Regions from separate parts of the Homo sapiens genome. Here region 1 is linked to region 2. A link is a loop called in an ENCODE intact Hi-C map of the cell type or tissue named here. Cell type or tissue: dorsolateral prefrontal cortex. All regions are shown on one strand.

The links. Hi-C counts contacts between places; a loop is a spot of excess contacts. Peaks named below come from ENCODE experiments on the same cell type or tissue, not always from the same donor. Only the 100,000 strongest peaks of a DNase experiment are listed, where the experiment ranks them.
Region 1: it touches region 2 in a loop (4-fold over the local background); 18 of 110 quality-filtered maps call a loop at or near these places.

What each region holds. Positions count from the first base shown.
Region 1 is chr7:6,432,437-6,440,436 of GRCh38, forward strand. DAGLB (diacylglycerol lipase beta) reads right to left here. Exons shown (of 15, transcript NM_139179.4): 3 at 3,926-4,097; 4 at 2,326-2,584; 5 at 401-523. Among named protein-coding and RNA genes, the nearest start is that of DAGLB, 12 kb to the right of the region's middle. RefSeq lists an enhancer at 4,090-4,199 and a silencer at 6,909-7,109. In dorsolateral prefrontal cortex, CTCF peaks have their summits at 3,376 (motif pointing left) and 3,580; DNase peaks (open chromatin) are centred at 3,375 and 4,005; H3K4me3 peaks cover 720 bases; H3K27ac peaks cover 7,237 bases.
Region 2 is chr7:6,156,156-6,164,155 of GRCh38, forward strand. It overlaps USP42 (ubiquitin specific peptidase 42), which reads left to right. Exons shown (of 18, transcript NM_032172.3): 16 at 599-900; 17 at 3,295-3,338; 18 at 4,400-5,409. The coding sequence ends at 3,302. CYTH3 (cytohesin 3) reads right to left here. Exons shown (of 13, transcript NM_004227.4): 13 at 5,624-8,000. Among named protein-coding and RNA genes, the nearest start is that of USP42, 55 kb to the left of the region's middle. In dorsolateral prefrontal cortex, CTCF peaks have their summits at 4,193 (motif pointing right) and 4,396; DNase peaks (open chromatin) are centred at 2,806 and 4,246; H3K4me3 peaks cover 1,190 bases; H3K27ac peaks cover 6,535 bases.

The DNA of each region.
Region 1 (8,000 bases), 280 kb after region 2:
CATGAGGTGAAGAGATGGAGACCATCCTGGCTAACACGGTGAAACCCCGTCTCTACTAAAAATAAGAAAAAAAATTAGCCAGGTGTGGTGGCAGGCGCCTGTAGTCCCAGCTACTCAGGAGGCTGGGGCAGGAGAATGGTGTGAACCTGGGAGGCAGAACTTGCAGTAAGCCGCGATTGTGCCACTGCACTCCAGCCTGGGCGACAGAGCGAGACTCCGTCTTAAAAAAAAAAAAAAAAAAGGTGGGAGAGGGGAGGGAAGGGGAGGAGGGGGAGGGGAGGGAGGGGAAAGGGGAATGAAGGAAGGGAGGAAGAAATTGCTATAGGTTAGCTGTATGATTCTGAAGACCCACCAAAAGGTGTAAGTGTCAGAACTGGACACTCCATGAAGCCAGGCTCACCTGGGAGCTCCCTGGGGCATGGCAGACCACCTGGGCAGGCTCTTGGTTGTTCCTGATATTGTCCTGTTGCTGATGAAGCAGGGCGAGGCCCGCCGCAATGTCGCTGGGCACCAGATCTGTGTCCTGGGTGGGAAACCACAATGGCCTGTCATAAAACCCAGCAGGCACCACCCCCGGGTTCCCTAAAATCCAGTCTTCTATAGTTGATAGGCATTCACGCACACACAGACATTTCTAGACACAGAGGTATGTTAAAAAGACTGCTCCTGGCAGGAGTGCTTCTCTATGTGACCTGAATATGTTTTCACATCCTGCCCTCAGACAAGTCCACTGGAGAATATAAAAATGCTATTCGTCTGTCTTAAAATTTCACTTCATGTGACTCAACTATTTTTAATCTACTTCAAATATTTTGTAAAGTGGAGAAATCAATGGATAAATTGTCCGTTTTTGTAGCAATGCACCATTTTAGCCCACGTTTATACTCTCATTTCTCAAGATGCTGGGAAGGTTTTGTTGAAACACAGTGGATGGTAGAGATTTATGAGACTAAACTCATACTCACAGGGTATGGCAAGCCTCATAAAGGACCCCAAGCTGGGAAAGCAACAGAGAGTGAGTCTTCTTAGGCCTGACATGTCCTTTTTCTCCAGGAAATGGAGGAATTAGGAATTCTCAATCACCTCCGGGTACTTGTAGCCCGTAAGAATGGACAATATACTGCCAGGTGCGATGACTCACGCCTGTAATCCCAGCACTTTGGGAGGCCGAGGTGGGCGGATCACCTGAGGTCAGAAGTTCGAGACCAGCCTGGCCAACATGGTGAAACCCTGTCTCTACTATAAATACAAAAATTAGCTGGGCGTGGTGGCAGGTGCCTGTCATCCCAGCTATTGTAGTACTCTAGCTACTCAGTACGCTGAGGCAGGAGAATCTCTCGAACACAGGAGGTGGAGGTTGTGCCAAGATGGCGCCACTGCACTCCAGCCCGGGTGACAAAACGAGACCTTGTCTCAAAAAAAAAAAAAAAAAGACAATATACTGGCCACTCAGCCACTGAGCCATCAGTTCTGCCTGTGATGTAGATTACGACATCCTCTAGAAATAACCAGCTTCTCTTCTTCCCTCTTCCAGATATCTTAAGACTAGGTTTAAGCACTTCTTTAAGTTACTGAGGGGACACGCTTCCCTCTTCCCTCTACGGAGGCTGCTGCTATGACTTGGTGTCAGGCTCCAGGACCAGCCCTGAATGGTGCCAAGTCGGATAGCACAGAGGTGGGAAGAGAGACTGGCAGGTGTGCAGGATAAGCAGAGAACTCTTCCTCCCTTACCTCATCTCAGTATGGAATTTAACAGCATTTAGCAGAGAATGTCATATAAAAAGATGACACGCTGCATGTGAAAAAAAAAAAACAAGCATTTTCAAATTGCGGAAGAACTCGCTCTAGAATGACGCTCCCTTCTGTGCTGCAATCATCTATTCAAACTGTCTTCCAAAAGTAGCATCGTCGATCATTTCCATCATGATACAAAGTGGTAAGAAGTCACTCACTATCTGATTCCAACCTCGATTCATGCCACTGCCTGTGCTTGGTATCTGCTCAACAGCAGCTGCAAATTATTCTCAAAGGGTACAGCGTCCGTTATGTGGTTCCTTACAGGCTAATCCAGCATTTTGACAGGGTAGTGAGTGGGTGTCAATACGAAGACATGTCCTATTGGGACACAGGGTCTGAGAAGGTGTGGCTCTTGCAGTTAACTGCTCCCTGGAGGGCTCATCACAGACAGAGGGTCTCCGGCCACCCCCCACACACCCAAAGACACCAGGTTCTCAAACGCGGTTTTATGGGAACAGAGGGACCGGCTCCATCAGAAGCATTTACTGAAACAGAAGAAACAGACCAAACCAGATCCCCTCGGCTTACTGAAAAGTAGGTTGAGAAAAGCTCTGCCGTACTCGAAAAAGCAACCCGAGTATGGTCGTCTTTCCCAATGCAACAGCACAAGAGCTTGATTCTGGTTTCCCACACGCTTGTAGCTGCTGTCTTGAGGCCATTAAGTAACTGGCTTGAATCATGACTATCCAGGTGGCTGGGGCCGGCAGAGGAATATGGAGCCATTTTCCCCCCAAGAGGGTCAAAGACAATGATAATGGAAACCACTGTGGCAGCGATGATGATCCAACTGCAAGACAGAGAGAGGAAAAGGCTCGGTGACTGCGGGCCCCAGCCCAGACGCAGATGTCCGGGGTCCCTCCTCCAGGTTCAGTTTCTGAGTCTCTACCACGGAGGGTTCTGTTACCGAGGAAGATGCAGCTCTCCTGGAACCTGCCTGAGGCAAGCAACTTTCTTCTAGAAAGTTCCTTATGAGGCTGGGCATGGTGGCTCACACCTGTAATCCCAGCACTTTGGGAGGCCGAGGCCGGCAGATCACGAGGTCAGGAGATCGAGACCAGCCTGGCCAACATAGTGAAACCCCGTCTCTACTAAAAACACAAAAATTAGCTGGGTGTGGTGGCACGTGCCTGTAGTCCCAGCTTCTGAGGAGGCTGAGGCAGGAGAATCGCTTGAACCAGAGAGTCGGAGATTGCAGTGAGCCGAGGAGGCGCCACTGCACTCCAGCCGGGCGACAGAGGGAGACTCCGTCTCAAAGAAAAAAAAAAAAAAGTTCCTTATGAATCAGTGGTTAACCCAGGCCCTGCCCTAACAGTAAAGGCCACAGAAGGAACAGGGAGGTGTCCGCTGGGCAGAGTTGCAGCCTGCGCCCGGATGCAGCGGGCACTTCTTCTCCATATGGCCCTGGGACCATGACATACGCCCTTCCCCTTCGGTGCCTCAGGGCTCTTCTCATGAAGGTATCACAGAGTACTCTGATAGGCCTCTCATCTATATGTTTAAATATTTCACACTGCAAGACGCCGGATTGAGGAGCACACGCAACCGGGAAATGCCCCTCCCGAAGGGGCTCTGCTGCCCCCTGGCGGTGTGACTCGAGAAACGCAGCAACAGCCCAGGTCTGATTCCTTATTTAGAACAGAGGGTGTTAAGGGGGCGGGACTGGATCATCTCTAAGATTTTTAGCCTAGAAAACACGAAAACCTTATTGTTCTAGAATATTATTCCCTGTCCCACTTCTGGACACCGTATCTCTTTTCATACCTTTAGTTTTAGTTTTTGCTCTGGTTTTGGTCTTTGGTTTTCTTCCGAATTCTTATAAGAGAAGGGTTAGGAATAAAAGACTTTAAGAAAAAAAGAAAAAAAAAAAAGAGAGAGAGACAGAAGGGAATGTAGAAAATAAAGAACCAGTAAGGAAAGAAATCTACATCAATACGTGCATAACGAAAGACGAGTTGTATTTCATGGACAAACAGTGTCTCTAAATTTTCATGAGTTACGCAGAAACTAACTCCAATTTCTAACTATTTGAGGAAGTCCGAGGGACGCTGGACTCTCTGTCATGTTAGAAGGGTTTGTTCACCTATGCCTCAAATCCACTGAAACTCAAAGAGAAGAAGGGAGATGTCACCTGACCACGACGGTTGCGATGATGCCGTTTACAACTGTCCTGTCGCACTGAACACCATCTGCCACCCAGGCAGCCCCCAGAGAGGCCCAGACCATCTCTGGAAAAAACAGCGCCAGGCGGATGTAAAGCAGCTTAGACATAGACTTCCGCGGTCCAGGGTTACAAATCGTTCCTGAAATACAAAAAACGTTCCGACTGCTCAGTTGCTTCCTCAGAGATGAAGAGCTTCCTTTTTGCAAAAATACAGCTTTTGCAGAGCATACATTTGTACTGTGCACACCCGCCTCCTGACTTTTTCTACTTATAATTGGTAATCAGCACCTAAGTCAGACAGCAAGTGAGAAAATGAGGATGGGAAACGTGACAAGAAGTCCTGGGCTCTTTTTTAAGATTTAGCAGGGATTAAAAACACTTCTGGGTTCTCACTGGGGTGACAATATAATCATGGCCCAAACTGGTATACTTCTGAGAGGAAAAAAGGGGACTATTAATAATTATGCTGGGGCCGGGCACGGTGACTCACACCTGTACTCCCAGCACTTTGGGAGGAGGCCAAGGCAGGTAGATCACCTGAGGTCAGGAGTTCGAGACCAGCCTGGCCAACATGGTGAAACCTCATCTCTACTAAAAATTAAAAAATTAGCGAGGCGTGGTGGCGGGCGTCTGTAATCCTAGCTACTTGCGAGGGAGGCTGAGACAGGAGAATCGCTTGAACCCAGGAGGCGGAGGTTGCAGTGAGCTGAGATTGCGCCACTGCACTCTAGTCTGGGTGACAGAGCAAGACTCCGTCTCAAAATAATAATAATAATAATAATAATAATAATAATAATAGTAATAATTATGCTGAGACAACAGGCACAAAACAGAACTGTCCCAGGCAAACAGGGATATATGGTCACCCAAGTTCTAACAGCCATGAAAACAAGCTCCACGTCCCTTTGAGACCTACATTGTTCTAGACACCAACCTAAAACACTTTATGTGCGTAGTTCTGTAATCCCCACAATGACTGGGTTAGTCATTATCTCATTTTACGTATGAGCAAGCAAACTGAAGCTCAGAGAGCGTAATAGCTACCATTCTTTTTGGAGACAAGGTCTCACTCTCTTGCCCAGGCTGGAGTGTGGTGGCACAATCATGACTCACTGCAGCCTCCACCTCTCAGGCTCAAGTGATCCACCCACCTCAGCCTCTCTGGTAGCTAGGACTACAGGTGCACACCACCACGCTGAAATAGGCCTCATAGTCCCATAGACAGTTGTTTTTTTGTGGGCGTTTTTTGGTTAATTTTTGTTTTTGTTTTTTTAGATGGAGTCTCACTCTGTCGCCCAGGCTGGAGTGCAGTAGTGTGATCTCAGCTTACCACAACCTCCGCCTCCCAGGTTCAAGTGATTCTCCTGCCTCAGCCTCCCTAGTAGCTGGGATTAGAGGCATTACACCTGGCTAATTTTTGTATTTTTAGTAGAGACTGGGTTTCACCATGTTGGCCAGGCTGGTCTTGAACTCCTGACCTCAAGTGATCTGCCCGCCTTTGCCTCGCAAAGTGCTGGGATTACAGGCATGAGCCACAGCACCCTACCAGGAAATAGCTTTTAAATTCAAAAAATTATCTTCTGTTAGAATGACTGAAATAGTTACATTTTAAAATATTAGGCACTAACATAAAGAAGGATGAGTTCATGTCCTTTGTAGGGACATGGATGAAGCTGGAAACCATCATTCTGAGCAAACTATCGCAAGGACAGAAAACCAAACACCGCATGTTTTCACTCATAGGTGGGAACTGAACAATGAGAACACTTGGACACAGGGTGGGGAACATCACACACCGGGGCCTGTAGTTGGGTGGGGGAGGAGGGAGGGATAGCATTAGGAGATATACCTAATGTAAATGACGAGTAACGGGTGCAGCACACCAACATGGCACATGTACACATATGTAACAAACCTGCATGTTGTGCACATGTACCATAGAACTTAAAGTATAAAAATAATTTTTAAAATGCAAAAATAAATAAATAAATAAAATATTAGGCACTAACAGCCTCATTTTTGGCACAAAGACAAAATTTTATAAGCTAAATAATTGTAACACTAACCTCTCTGAGGGGGAAAGGGTGCAGGTATGTGGAAAAAAAAAAACACAGTCCTATATTTGGAGCTTGTTATAACAATAGCCAAACACCCCAGAGAAACAGGAAACAGTATCTGCATACACACTGCTTCCTGGAGGGCTGGGATTCTAAAAACAGACACATCCTAATGTCAGCAGCACCTGGACTTGAAACTCCAACTGTGATGACAACTGCTGATACTGCATTAATGAAATACACAGACAAGGAATCAAGAGATGGAGTTGCTCTGATTAAGGTTCCAGAAAATAAGATATTGATCCCAGCACATTGGGTGGCCAAGGCAGGAGGATTGCTTGAGCCCAGGAGTTCGAGACCACGCTGGGGAACACAGAGAGACCTCATCTCTGATTATTTTTTAAAAAAGATAATGATGATGATGATGATGATGATGGTACTGAGAAAATCTCCTTTACACGGTTTTGCCTGCCTAGAAAAAATTTCTGGCCGGGTGCGGTGGCTCACGCCTGTAATCCTAACACTTTGGGAGGCCGAGGTGGATGGACTGTCTGAGCTCAGGGGAGGCCAAGGTGGATGGACTGTCTGAGCTCAGGAGTTTGAGACCAGCCTGGCTGACATGGTGAAACCTCATCTCTACTAAAATATAAAAAATTAGCCAGGCATGGTGGTGTGCTCATGTAGTCCCAGCTACTCAGGAAGCTGAGGCAAGAGAATTGCTTGAACCCAGGATGCGGAGGTTGCAGTAAGCCAAGACTGTGACACTGCACTCCAGCCTGGGCGACAGAGTGAGACTCTATCTCAAAAAGAAAAAAAAAGAAAAAAAAAAAAAGAAAAACTTTCCCTTTTATTTTTCCTTAAGAAAAACAGATGCTAGTATGGACCTGGCTGCCGCAGCAGGCTTCCTAAGGTCGCTGGCCCCATAACCGACAAGCACAGCTGCATTCCTAAATGTAATGTCCTCACCACTGTCTTGGTTAAGTAACCCTATCATCCATCATCAGACACAGCCACTTATGGAAGAGCAATGAAAGGAAGGCCTAGGTCCCAGAATCAGTACACTCAACTCCTATAGCCAATGCTGCAATCTTCTCTGACCCAGCTTAGCAATGAGCTCTTGGGATACAAACACAGAGGAGATACAAGGAGGCATCCCACAATCAAAGCCACACATGGCACAAGGCAGACTTTGTATGTCAAAAGGGTTCTTCTGTCAAAACATGGTAGTCATAAGGGTGGACCATCTCCAATCAAACCTCCCACAAGGTGCAACAGTGGGATTTCATTTGGGAGGTTTTCAAATTAAAAATAGAAACTAGGCCGGGTGCGGTGGCTCATACCTATAATCCGAGCAATTTGGGAGGGCAAGGCGGGTGGATCACCTGAGGTCAGGAGTTCGAGACCAGCCTGGCCAACATGGCAAAAACCCATCTCTACTAAAAATACAAAAATTAGCCAGGCATGGTGGTGGGCGCCTGTAATCCCAGCTACTCGGGAGGCTGAGGCAGGAGAATCGGTCGAACCCAAGAGGTAGAGGATGCAGTGAGCTAAGATCACGCCACTGCACTCCAGCCTGGGTGATGGAGAAAGACTCTGTCTCAAAAAAAAAAAAAAAAGAAAGAAAAAGAAACTACCACAGTATCAAAGTTTTCCTCAAATGCCGGGTGCAGTGGCTCAGGCTTGTAATCCCCAGCACTTTGGGAGGCTGAGGCGGCAGATCACCTGGAGTTCAAGACCAGCCTGACCAACATGGAGAAACCCCATCTCTACTAAAAATATAAAATTAGCCAGGTGTGGTGGTGCATGCCTGTAATCCCAGCTACTTGGGAGGCTGAGGCAGGAGAATCACTTGAACCCAGAAGGCGGAGGTTGCGGTGAGCCGAGATCATGCCATTGCACTCCATCCTGGGGACTCAAAAGCGAAACTCCGTCTCCAAAAAAAAAAAAAAAGTTTTCCTCAATTGAGCTACAGAAGAAGAGGATCA
Region 2 (8,000 bases):
ACTGAAACCCTGGGAAAGATTACCAAAAGCCATATGGAAAATAGGCAGTGGTTATTGGAGGGAAAAATAATATTGCTGCCAGGTGTCTCAGGCACATGGGAGGGAAGGAGGCTTAGTATTTCCTTTCCCTTCAAGTAACTACTGGTTTCGGGAAAAGTTAGCAGAATCCTCCCTGCAGTGTTTGTCCAACAGCCTTAGTTCCTGAGAAAGCTGAAGCAGAGATGGGACTGTTCAGGATGGAGCTAAAGTTGGTGAATTTATGGCCCTGGACTGAAACAGTCATTACAGTGAAGGCAAACTTGTTAAATTTTTGAGACAGGGTCTTGCTCTGTTGCCCAGGCTGGAGTGCGGTGTTGCAGTCGTAGCTCACTGCAGCCTCAATCTCCTGGGCTCAAGTGATCCTCCTGCTTCAGCCTCCCGAGTAGCTGGGACTACAGGTGTGCGCCACCATACCTGGCCTACGTGGCTAATTAGATAAGAATTGTGCGTGTCTGCACAGTGAATGTTCTCGGTGAATGGGTGGAAAGGCCAAGCTCCAGGGTCTGCTGCTGGTGGTTTTGTGTTTTAGGGTTTTGAATTCTGGCTTTTCCTTCTGCAGGCATCAGCAGGACTCAGACCTCTCAGCAGCGTGCTCTGACGCTGACCTCCACAGACACAAAAAAAAGAAGAAGAAAAAGAAGAGACATTCAAGAAAATCAGAGGACTTTGTTAAAGATTCAGAACTGCACTTACCCAGGGTCACCAGCTTGGAGACTGTCGCCCAGTTCCGGAGAGCCCAGGGTGGCTTTCCTCTCTCTGGTGGCCCGCCTCTGGAAGGCGTCGGACCTTTCCGTGAGAAAACGAAACACTTACGGATGGAAAGCAGGGATGACAGGTGTCGTCTCTTTGAGTATGGCCAGGGTAAGAGGAGATACTTGGAATTAGGAAGATAGAAACTATTTCTTAATACATTTTCTTTGCAAAGGTGATTAACATGTAGAAAGAAAACCTCAGGTGGCATCAAAGGGCACAGTTACTCAGAGCACCCCTGCCCTGCCTGGTCTGGCCTCAGTGCTCATCCCTGCAGTGTGGTTCCGTTGCACAGTTAAGCCCTTAGCGTTTATTGAAGGCCTAAGTGACACAGGACTGAGGGCAGCACTACCTGTGTCACCAAAGCCCTGGAACGTACAGCTCTAGGCATCTGACTTTGCCTTGCAAAGGACCAGAACTCTTGGTTTGGTTTGGTTTTATTTTATTTTATTTTATTTATTTTATTTTTTGAGACGGAGTCTTGCTCTATTGCCCAGGCTGGAGTGCAGTGGCGGCGATCTCAGCTCACTGCAACCTCTGCCTCCCAGGTTCATGCTGTTCTCCTGCCTCAGCCTCCTGAGTAGCCGGGACTACAGGCGCCCGCCACCACGCCCGGCTAAATTTTGTGTTTTTAGTAGAGACGGTGTTTCACCGTGTTAGCCAGGATGGTCTCGAGAACTCTTGGTTTTAAAGCATTTTTGATAGAAATACTTTTGCAGCGTATACGTTACTCTCCCGAATCCTTAAACCTGTAGCATTCTGAGTGCACCCTGATGCTCGGTACTGATTTGCTCGCTTGGTTCCTTAGAAGCGTGGGCACCAGCCTCTGCTTGAGTGACACTGCAGAGGCCTCCATGTGGCAGAGCGCTGGCTGCCCCTGCCAGGTGTCCTGGATTCTCTTCTGCCCTGTGGGGCTGTGTCTCCGTCCTGTGGCCACACGCTGTGCTCTTACTGCACTTGAGGCAGCCCCCCACTTCCTCTCCCGTTGGTGTCCGGTGACCGCTCACCCTCGAGAGGAGCTGTGAGCCTGTTAGAAGCGGATGTCACTCGAGTCAGTGGACCTAGAGCGGAGGCTGGCAAACTGCAGCCCTGGGGCCAACTTCGGCCAGTCACCAGACTTTGTATGAACTTGGAGTTAAGAATGGTTTTAACCTTTTTAAGTGGTTGGAAATAATCCCAAAGAACAATGCGTTTCACATGAAAATGATGTGAAATTCAGACCTCAGTGTCTGTGGCTTGATTGGGGCGCAGCCAGGTGCGTTCCCACGCTGTCTGGCGGCTTCGCTGTCACTGCCTGGCAGAGGTGAGTGGCTGCGGCAGGGCAGGGACCGTGTGGCTCGCAAAGCGGAAAATGTTTATTATTGCCCCTTGACAGAAAGGGTTTGTCACCCCTGCCTGGACGCCCATTGTTTGTGTTCACGTGTGAAGCGCATCCCCTCCTCCCAGGGGCTTTTGACGAATCTTCAGGGCTGCCCTGAGGCCTTTTGCTTCTCGGCTGAGTTGTGGGTTAGGTGGAGCTGTGTGTTCTGGGGAAGGCCTGTCCCTCCCAGCAGCCCAGAGCCAGCATGCATTGTTGATTGAGGGGTAAACGGTCCTTAGAGTGTGTGAGAGAGAGCTGGGGGTTGCGGGGTGAGCCCCATGGGGGACATTTGCCCATGGAGTGCTGGGGAAACAGCCGGAGATGAGGACAGGCACCAGCACTGCCGGTGAGGACGGGTTGCCTGCGGGCCTTGTAGACGTTCTGGACATTTCAGAATTGGTTTTGCGTTCCCATTTCAGCGAATCGGGGAAGGAGATTCGTGAGGGCTGCTTGGTACCCGAGGATCCGAGGATGCAGTGGATGGGCTCATTCTGAGTGTGGTGCAGGCTCCCAGGATCATGGGCTTCCAGCTGGGGCTACTGGGAGACAGTGATGGCCCCCGAGGCAGCTGGTCCAGCGGGAGGGAGGTTGAACGTGATCTTGTTTGCCTCGTGTCTCGGGTGCTGTGGTCAGGCGTTGTCTGTGTGGTGGCCCTGTGTTTCCGTCCCCGTCCCACTGCACCGATGACAGGGTTTGCAGCTGGCGCTTCTGCTGCGAGCAGACTGAGGAGCCTTTCTTGTCCTTCTGAGAAGGCCGCTGCCCGGCCCCGCCTCACCCAGCGTCCTGTGGTCCTGCGGGTCCCCCTCTACCCTGGACTTCGGCCCCTTGTCTTTCTCTTTCAAACTCCTCCTCTGGCTCTGTTCCGCCCAGTTCAGTTCTTGGGCCTGATATCTGTTCTAACATCAGGCTGCGTGTGGGTTGGATGGAGCCCTCAGTCATCACGTAAACCCTTTGACATCAGTAAAACCCTGGGAGCAGCCGCTGAGCGCTGGGACATCCCTGCTCACCTCACTGGGGAGTGGCCTCAGGCGCTCACAGGGAACCGCAGTGACTCTGACCATAGCCACTTAACGCACACACACAGCAGAGGCCCTGGCGATTTTGCAACCATCATTAAAATCTCTTTCCTGACCTTTGCTTTCTAGGTGATTGAAAACTCAGCCTCAAAACAAAAAATTCACTAGTTATGGTAAGCTGTTTTCCTGTCTGTTTCCTCATTGTTTGTGGTGGCGCTGAGGGGACGCAGGCAGAGGAGTTTTAATTCTGCGGCTCTGCCTGGGGGCTGGGCTCATAGGAGTTGGCAGAGCCATGGAGAGGCCCCGGCAGGTTCCCAGCCAGCCCAGACCCAGGCCACGCGCTTGGGGACAGACCTAGACCCTCCACCTCATCACGTTTGCATTACTGGCTGGGGAAGACCCGCATCCTTCACGCAGGCAGAGTCGCCCTGTTCCCTTGTGCCTCACTTGGGAAAAGCCAACCCGGCTCACAGCGGCAGAGCCCACGGGCCTTTGATAAACATCTGGGAAGGGAGAGGCCCGGTCCCCAGCACAGGCACCTCACTCAGGAGAGCGGAGCCTTGCTCCCTCGTCCGTCCCGTCCCCTGTGCTGCTGTCTGCGCCCCGAGGTGGCACTGAGCTGGAGCCAGCACCCCCCCAGCAGCCACCGTACAAAACCATAGGAAGGTGGCCCAGGGCCGGGCGGCAGATCAGGACCTCGGAGCTGTGGGGCTTTGTTGGATCACTTCACACAGCGGTCCTGGGAGAGTCACTGGTTTTATACCTGACCCTTGTGGAGCTAGAGGGGACAGTGAACCATTTTTCCCTTGAAAGGAAACTTTGTCCAAATGTGTCTGTCACATGTAGTCAGCAAGAGGAATTTAAAATGAATTGCCAAGTGAAGAGTCTGTGGATTAATTGGCCGTTAATTAACAGGCTTTATCAATGTGTCCTCAAGGGAGAGGCCCAACCCTAATTAAGGAGCTAAACTTCCTGAGTGAGGGGCTGTGAGGATGGAGGTGGAGGAGGCATCTGGGGCGGGTGGTGGCCGGGCCCAGCAGATGGCGCCTCCCTGGCTGAGCTGCCCGCACCGCCAGTTCCCTCATTTCCACTCAGGAAGGCAGAGAAGGCAGAGTGATCTCCTCAAGGAAGAGCTTCCCCAGCCTTCGGGAGCAGCTGGCAGGGCGTCCGGGAATAAGCCCTACACGCCGCCGCCTGCCTCCAACTCACTAACCCTGCGCCTCTTGTCTTTCAGATTCAACGCGTTCAACAGAAGCCATCCCCAGCCCAGCTTAAATTATAAAGATAGACAATAACTCTGTTCCAATCTGCGTGGTGCTTCTTTAGTAAATACTGTACAGATTTTACCATGGAGAACTTTTTTTTTAGTTTTTACCTTTTCTTAATTACCCTTATTCCGAATGGACGAACACTTTCTACCACTGCTGACCATTGTAAAATACCGTGTATATAAATCCCATTGAAATAATGCCCTGGAATAGAACATCTCAAATGCTGCTTAATTACAGACTCAGGTCGATTACTTGTATTTCATGTAATGTTCCTCCAAGTTAGACATCTGGTGCAAGACCAACCGGGAGACCATGGAATTGTCAAAAGTACAAACTGACAGTGTGTATATTTAATTTAAAGACTTATTTAAAAACTCACAAGCTCTCACCTAGACTTTGGAGAGCAGTCTGTTTTCTGTAATGTCTGATACTAGAAACTAATTTGCTTATTTTAGTTGTATTCAAGATTTGAAGATGTATTTTATAGACAAGTTCTGTTTTTGAACTTTGTGGAACTGTTCCAATCAATCAATTTCCCAGTTATGATGAGTATTTACATTATGAATGTATAACCCAGACATGATTTGTAAAGCCGACAGTATGTTTCTATTACACAACACTTTTTGATACAGCGTCTCTTGTCTTCACTGATACTGGAGTCTCCGTTGTCTGCTTGGTCCCTTCGAGTTTCTAGTTACAGACACAATCATACTGTGATTTTATTTTTAATATGGATATGCTATCAAACTGTGATACACTTATAATTCACTGGTCCTGCATCAGGAGATGGAGTGGGGAAAACTGTATTTAATACAGTTTGTATCTGAATAATCTGTATGGTTTATACAGTTTGTGTTGTTCAGAGATGTTTAAAGTTTGATCTTTGTTTTTCTAAAGATTAAAAAAGCACTTGCCCCACTGTAAATATACAGCATGTAAAATTTCTATAGTATATAAATGGCAGCAAATCACACACTTGGCGTCTTTTTACTGTTGTTTTCCCCATTTGCTTCCAGACTCCTTCCTGTCATCATCTGAATTCACTTTCTTAAAACCTTCAAGTAAGTGCTCCTGCCGAAGTCGGCACCTTCGGCCAGGCCATCCCACCTCGGACGGGCAAAGGAAAATTGGAGGGGTGTTTGCTGGACCCAACAATATCTGTTTTAAAGAACCAAGTCTTAGGCTTGTTTTAACAATACATGTGATTTTTATTTAGTGAACACAGTATCTGCAAGAGCTCTGACAGCCATCCACCCTCCAATCTTACTTCACTTTACAACCAAGTATCAATAGAGGCTGTTCCTTCATGCGAGCTGTGGGAGTATATACATCATTGAATAACAGACACTCCAGAAATCAACAGATGTACATTATTTACATATTACTATATTTACCGCAAATAGAAATATTTTCTAAGAAAAAAAGTCAATTTGTGGTTTCTGGTCTACCACAGACCTAACTTCTCAGCAAAGCATATCTATGTAGATATCTGCGTTTGTAACTTTAAAAATAGGCATTGCTTTCTATGAAGCACTAAGTGCTGCTCCATCTATAAATAGCTCCTATTTTCAGTTTGGTACCACATTAAACTGCCCCAAAATGTTCTGTGACCCCAAAGACACAAAGTTGCTGCTTATCTGGGTCCAGGGTCAGTACAATTAAACTCAAATATGAACCAGGGCGGCCAGCAAGACAGGCTGGAAGGGCTGTGGCAGTCGCCGCCGCCTCCCCGCGGGGCTCCCCTCACTGCCTCCTGGCCTCTGTCTCTGGAAAAAAGTATCTTTGGCCAGAGTTGGGACTAACAATTCAAGCCCTGCGCTCAGACGTCAGGGTGGGGAGGAGGAGGACTGTGATTGTGACGCGGCCTGCCCAGGGTGAGGGACAAAAAACAGATGTGTCCTGTTTCAGGGCCGTCCTGGTAGCGGCTGGCCCTGCGCAGTCACTGACCCAGAGTTTTCTGGACCAGGCCTGCCTCAAGGATCAGCAGGCATGATGGTCGCACAGCCTTCATGCTAATACTGTCCTAACACAGCCTGGAGCTAGGCGATTTCCTTTGACCACAAAGTACCTGGAGTCTAACTCAGCACCACAGCCTCTGCATGGCTCCCAGGTGCCCACCACCTGGCGAAGCTCATTCACAGATGACAGCAAAGGGGGAGCTTGATCATCTGGCGACTCCTTCCTGCTGCTTCTCCCAACACCCAAAACAGAAAGCTCTGCATCCCCAGGTCACACCTGGGTTGGTCAGAAGAAGGAAACAGCTTGTCCGAGCACAACATGCTGACAGAGCTGGCTGTGGCCAGTCTTGGGTGCCGGGCCAGCCTGAGGGGTGGGCACCGCCGGAGCCGGCCGTCAGTGTGTGGTCTGGGTGGGGGTCCAGGCAGCATTTATTTTCATGGAAGACTGGAGGCCAGAGTTGCATATCTACCAGTCAGGCATTTCAAGAACGCTGACTTGCCTTTCTCAGAACTAAAACTTCCGATTTGAGGTATCAGTAACAAAGCCTAAGAACGTGGGAATGAAAGTCTGATGCAGGACAGGGGTTTCTGGCCTCGGACCCCTCTGCAGTCTAGTGTGACTTAAAGCTACATCAAGGTCAGCCGCAGGGAGGCGAAGGGCCCGCAGCCGCTCGGCCTCCACTTCAAGGCAACTCAAAGAACAGTCTCCGCTGCTGAGAAGGAAACCTAGGTGCACAAAGTCTGAGGTTTTGTCTCTGGACTGGGCATTTTGCACAGGAGTACAGATGCCCTCCAGAGGGTGCAGATTCAAGGTGTGTGTGCCTATGCAGGTGGGGCAGGAAGAGGAAGTCCATAGAGGAAAAGCCAGCCACCAACCCAACAGCCCACTGTGTAACAGGGTCCTGGGGACGCAAATCTCCCGACAGAGAACAGCGTCTGCCACCGGCCCGGGTCGGCCCAAGCACACAATGCCCCCGGTCCAGCCCTGAGCCCTCTCTGTAGGTGGGGCCCAGATCCAGCCTTCCTTGAGCGGAGCACTGGGCACCTCCTATCCTTACATCCACAGCAACCTGACAACCTCCCAGGCGGGCGTGGAGTTTGACCAGTTCCACCACCGGCGTCTATCTGGGTTCTCTACGTGCCGGGCCTCTGCACCCCAGGGCCTGTTCTTCCCTCCTCGTAGGGAGGGCACCTCTCTCAGGACACGGCGCACTACATGGGGTGAGACTGTTTTTAGTTAATTCTGTGTCTATTCATTAAGAAATCTGGTCAAATTAGAAAGTCTGTAAAATAAGCGTTCATTTTGCCACAGGTTTTAAATAGCGATGAATATGGTCAAAAGCCGGTCTAACCTGCTGACCTGTATGAAACGCTGCCATGTGTGTGCATCTAAACAAAACATCAGCAGTTTCACGTGGCTCAGCGTATGGACCATCTGTGTCCAGGGAAAAGGCTGTTTCCTAGGAGTTAGCAGTTACAGCCTAAACACCCCCAAACCATTAACTGTTATAATTTTAATGATTTGCTTAAAGTATTTGTGGGGCCAAAAAGCCTGGTTGAAGGGAGGCCTCATGGGAGTCACCCTGGAGCCCCCAAGTGCCATGGC